2 separate regions of the Homo sapiens genome follow, and region 2 is linked to region 1. A link is a contact called in ENCODE Hi-C or POLR2A ChIA-PET data. All regions are on one chromosome and are shown on one strand. Each heading gives the region's core, a stretch centred on a gene start or an enhancer-like site at or near the end of the contact. The rest is flanking DNA. Distances are from core to core; before and after follow the strand shown. Region 1 overlaps SLC44A3 (solute carrier family 44 member 3). Region 2 holds the start of DBT (dihydrolipoamide branched chain transacylase E2).

The links. A loop is a pair of places that touch in the nucleus more often than their neighbours do. ChIA-PET counts read pairs that join two places held with the same protein, here RNA polymerase II (POLR2A).
Region 2: a map of HepG2 shows a loop between it and region 1 (18-fold over the local background). The contact joins the promoter of DBT here to the enhancer-like site in region 1. A Hi-C loop is called at or near these places in 1 of 168 maps with a recorded cell type or tissue (HepG2). POLR2A ChIA-PET finds 5 or more read pairs at or near these places in 1 of 52 experiments (CD8-positive, alpha-beta memory T cell).

Annotation. Positions count from the first base shown.
Region 1 is chr1:94,853,268-94,856,036 of GRCh38, reverse strand. The region is part of intron 9 of SLC44A3 (solute carrier family 44 member 3); the gene reads right to left. Among named protein-coding and RNA genes, the nearest start is that of SLC44A3, 34 kb to the right of the region's middle. Within about 2 kb of position 1,441, at least 27 of the 41 ENCODE cell types and tissues checked have a DNase peak (open chromatin) inside an H3K27ac peak, as active enhancers do.
Region 2 is chr1:100,248,495-100,251,263 of GRCh38, reverse strand. DBT (dihydrolipoamide branched chain transacylase E2) reads left to right here and starts at 1,430. Exons shown (of 11, transcript NM_001918.5): 1 at 1,430-1,494. The coding sequence starts at 1,444. RefSeq lists a silencer at 1,211-1,310 and enhancers at 1,421-1,540, 1,142-1,701, 1,702-2,261.

The DNA.
Region 1 (2,769 bases), core at 192-2,691:
ACTGGTAAATCCAAATTTACTCTGCTGGTAAATCCACTGGTAAATTCACTGGTAAATCCAAATCCCAGCTTTGTGGCTGCATATGATTTCTAGATCTTTTCCCACTATGGATTTTAAAACAACTACTACTGGGAAGAAGATGCATGCTCTGGTCTTTGGTGAAACCTATAGCTTGAAGAACATTTAGAGATTGTTTCATATTTCCTGCCATAGCTATAAATTGACTTTAGGCTCGTCATTCAGGAGTCCTTAGATATTCACAGTAGGGTCTGTGTGAAGGAAAGGGGAGGATATCCGTGCTGTAGATCAAAAACTGATTCCACTGACTAAGGCTGATCTTAATTCCCAAGCTCTATGTTCTGCTGAACAAGAATTACATTGTAAGAAACAGTGGAACAGCTTGATTTATAGAGAGGTTAATGTTTTATGAATGCTGGGCTCACTTTGGCTTGGAGGCAATCTCTGTTTTGGGTAAGGCATGGATAAATGCCTATGGTTTTCTAAGATGGGGTGATTCAGGGCATGCTTCAGGAAACATTCCCAATTCCAGAGGAGGTGGCCCCTCCCAAACAGAATGCCTGTTAGGTAGATGAGGTCAGTGGACTCTGAGAACCACTCTGGAATATGAGAAGTGCTCTGAGCCAGGGAAGAAGTACCTGCTCCTCCTACAAGGCCCAGCAGTATCAGCGACAGATTATGCTTTTGCAAAACTAGGTTTACAATATCACGAATAGTTTGCGGGCGGAGAATATTTCCACAGAACAGGAAGGATGATTTCTTCAGACAGACAAAGGTAAGTATGTCCTACAGGACCTGGACGCTAATGGGGGCCAGACTCTCCTCTCAGCTGCCCTGTGCTGTCAAGTGCACATATACGCACACCTCCCAACCTGGCACAGTCAGCGGTGGGAGCAGCTGAAGTGATGAGTCAAGATCCGCTTAGACATTATTTGGCATTCCCCCAAAGAATGGCATTTGGCACTCCCCAAAGAAGCAGAACCTGCAAGTTATTTTTGAGTGATCACTATTGTTTCTGAACATCCTTATCAAAGCCATCTTCTATTTGTTCCTGGGGCTGTTTAGGACTTTCCTTTAGGGCAGGGTTTCTCACCGACATTGTGGACCAGATCTTCGCTGGGGCTGGGGCTGGGGCTGGGGCTGTCCTGCGCACTGGAGGGTGTTAGCAACAAGCCTCGCCTCTCTACACAGATGCCAGGAAGCTCTCCCTCCCCTCCCACAGCCACGACAACCCAAAAATGTGTCCACACATTGCCAAATGCCATATCAGGGGCAAAAAGTCACCGGGGGGCGCGGGGGGCTTGAGAACCATTGGTTTAGACAAACGTTCAGGGGCGCTCTGGCTTCAGGGCGAAAGCCGGGAAACAGGTTGGATCTAGCTCGGAGTCTGCGGTTGCAGAGCCTGTGGGTGGGGTAGACGTGCTTAGGCACACATGACTGCCCTCTCCTGGATGGCTGTGTGAATGCAGGCAAGATCCCCTCATCACATGACAGTTGCTTTGTCTCTATGGACTGGGCACTACAGCTACTATCATGGGTAGCTAATGGGTGTTAATGGGAGGTAGACTATGGGTAGATCCCAAGATATGACAGATCTCAGGGGATGGTGGTGGGAAGAGCACTGAATTGTGAGAAGGCTTGGTTCCAGGCTCAGCTTTGAAATGTGTGACAAACAATGTGGGCCACAGCTCTCTGATGGTGAAGAAGAGAGTAGGCAAGATGAACTTGGGACAGTGATTACTGGCTTGGGCTTGAGAGTCACACAGGCTGAGAGTCACATCTCTGCACTGTCCCCTAAGCAACCTCCTGCAAATAGTGGGACTTTTTTTGAAATCTGCTTCATCACTTGAAATCGGAGAATGGTAATACCTACTTCTCACACCCTTGGTGATCTCGTCCTGTCTTGTGGCTTTTAGTGCAATACACATAGCTGTTATGAGTTAAGTATAATAAACAGGTAAGGCTCTTAGAATAGTAAGTGCAATAGGGTCAGCTACAGTGAGTGCCACACAGGGTTAGCTATAAATGAGATATAGGTAGATAGAATTCCAATTCTGAAATTAACTTAAACATTTATTGAGCATCTACTCCATGCTGGTATTATGCTGGACCTCAGCTATTAGGCGGAACAATAAATGAGGCAAAAAAAAAAAAAATCAGAGAGAGGATACCATCTGAGTTACTATCAGAAACTTACATGCTCCCATATTGGTCCATTTGTTTCCCCTTCTTCTGCCCAACTGTTTTATAAATTCCCCCTTCAACCTTCAAGAGCTTCCTTCCCATCCTCACTCTCAGCCCATGATCTTACCTCCTGTTTCACTGAGAAAACTGATGCAATCAGAAAACCTCTGCTAGTGCTGACCACCTCACACCTAACCTGCTATCAACACGGGTCCATAATCTGAGTCCTCTCCCAGAACATGATATTAATAAATGGCCCATGATCCTATGGCCACACTTCACCAGATCCCATTCTTTCTAACCTGTGTGAACATAACTCTTCAATAATTTTCACCCTCTTCATCAAAATCTTTCTCTCTATTGAATCATTCGCAACTATCTCCCATCTTTAAGAAAAATCTACTGTGGACTCTTTCCTCTTCCAGCTTCCTCTCCATTTCTGTTCCTTTTAACAGTGAAATTCCTCAAGATTGTCTATACTTACTCTTTCCAATTCTTTTCCTCCCACTTTCTCTTCACCTACTCCAATCATGATTATTCAGTGGTCAATCCTCAGTTCTTCCTTTA
Region 2 (2,769 bases), core at 181-2,680, 5.4 Mb before region 1:
TTATACAAACACATGCTTGTGGGATTATCAAATATATTAATAATGTCTATAAACATTTTTAAGGAAATGTAAAAACTTGAAATTCTTTTGACTACTCTAGATTTTCTGAGAAAGATAGCTATTTAGGCCGGACCCAGTGGCTCATGCCTGTAATCCTAGGACTTTGGGAGGCTGAAATGGGAAGATCGCAGTTTGAGACCAGGACTTTGAGACCAGCCTGGGCAACATAGAGAGATCCCATCTTGAACTTCTGAGCTCAAGCCATTTGCCTGCCTCAGCCTCCCAAAGTGCTGGAATTATGGGCAGGAGCCACCACGCCTGGCCCAAGAGACCCTATCTCTACCAAACAAACAAACAAACAAAAAAGATAATAAGATTTATTGTTTGCATTGATTTTTTGTGTGTAGATGTGTAATACATAAAATGGCAAATGAGGGGGAAAAGTGTTTGGGTCATATTAAACAATGAAGTTGTGAAATACCTGAGATTTTGTTTCATAACCACTAATCTTCAATGTTGAGCATTTAAAATGTATTTGTTCCAGTTTTTTTTCTCTGTAATTCCTTAGACATCTGTGCAGATTTTCATTCCCACGTAAGAAGCAATAACAGACTAATGTCATCCTGGACATTTCCAGGAATTGGTTTCCTAGTTGCTCTGAGGAAGATTGCCTTTTAAAAGAAAGCTCTGATCTGTTCTTTACCAGTTCCACTTGACCTGAATTTGACATTTCTTTAAGAGACAACTAAATCAAGATCATGTGTCTGTGACATGTATTGCATATGCTAGTTAGCTGCATCTGATAGCAGTCTGTAAAAAGAAAGATGATAACATGTTTATTTTAGACATTAGGTAATGTTCATCTTTCATGAAAAAAATTGATTAGCCAATTTTGGTAATCAAAAACATAAATGGGAGTAAAAAAGGCAGTCATTGGGAAGTACTGCTGTATGGACTTGTGAAACAACTAGTTGTCCAGAGCCTTGCTACAACGTATAGAAATATTCTATTTTCTGTATTTGGGGCGGCTACACTACAAGATGAAGACGGGGAAATGTTTTCCAACTCATCGCTCAGGTCCTACTGCAACATAACTTTCTTGAGGTAAGTACCTTTCTTTGTGTTTCCTTAACACTCTCTATTTTCCCCATCACATACACTAAAAAGATTATCTTTGGTGCATCTGTATTTACACAGCAGTGTTAAATTTGGGCTGCCCTCTGCCCCGCCTCCGTCCCCCAGGCTCTTTTCACTCCCCGCTGGGTCCCAGATCCTAGGGTTTAGCTCAGGCTCCGCCCTACTCCTTGGTTGGCTGTTGGGTGGGAGGCTCGTTTCTTCCCTCCCTATTGGTCGCCCAGGGGGAGGCGCGTTTCCCATCTCCTGATAGGCCGCGCCGAGGAGAGTCTCTCCAGTTTGCGGCACTGTTGTCATTTCCGGGGTAAGATGGCTGCAGTCCGTATGCTGAGAACCTGGAGCAGGAATGCGGGGAAGCTGGTAAGCACGTTTGGGCAGATCTGAGGCCGGGAAGGAGTGATTTGTCCGGAGTCATCCAGGAGTGGTGTTTTACTTTCTCCTCCGGTGCCAGGCGTCCAGGGCACGCGTGATGGAGAGGTGAAGGGATGCATGCAAAATAAAGGGCAGAGAACGGAGCGAGTCGACCAGTCTGGAGTGGAAACCCACTCCCTCCCCTTACCTGGAAGCGCTTCTGCAGCGACTCAGCCGTCCTGCTCCATCTGTACCCCGAGGCCCAGCTAGCGTTTTATTGAGCGCCTTCCAGGTGCCCAGGCATTGTGATAGGCGCTGTGGATCCAGAGATATATTCGTTTAGCATTTATTGCGTACCCACAGTATGCCAAACACTGGTAACACGACCCCTACCCTCAAGGAATCTACAGTGTGTAGAGGAAGAGGCCGTTCAAGTTATAGAATATCAGCAGGGGTCCCTGCTTCCGAAGAACTGAGCAGCTCGGCGTCACTCTTTTGCCTTGTACTTCTATGTCCGCACCACATATCATTCCTACCCTTTTGTCACCAAGGCTGTGACCCATCACCATCTCCCCTGCACTTCCTTCTCTTTCTCCCAGTCTTAGCACCAAGCACTGACACATACCGGTAATGATACTTGTTACCCCTATTTGCTTAGTGTTTCTTCTTCCTGCCTCTTCTCCCTTTCCCTAGATGCTCCTGCCTTGGTGACCCCGATCTTACAAAAACTTTCAAGAGCCTGCTATGTACCAGTGCTGTGTTAGGCACTGGAGATACAAATATGAAATAGACATCATATCTTCCTTCTCAAGAGATTACAACCTTGTGGTGGAGGACAAAGGAGAGGGAGACAGATAGAAATTACAACCCAGCATGAGAGGTACTGTGATGGGACAAGTGCCTAGAACTACAGGAACACACAGGAGTGGACACCTATGGTGGACTTGGGGGTCAGAGGAGTTCCCAGAGGATACTGTATGACTTGAGATGTAAGAAGGATAAGTAAGAGATAACCAGGAGAAGAGAGCTCTTCTCAGCAACACTTAACACATATTGGTCTCTCTTCTTTCTAGAGCTTTCCATTCTTGTTTTCTGTGACACCAGTTTCCCAATATTATTCTTTCTTCATCTTTGGCCACTTCATCCCAATATCCTGTTTCCCTTCCCGCCTTTTAAATATTGCTTTTTCTAAAGGGCTCTGACTTTGGCCCTCTGCACTTTTCCCACTTTCTGGGTTATCCCATCCACTCTTTGGCTTTAGTTACCATCTATGCTGATGAGTCC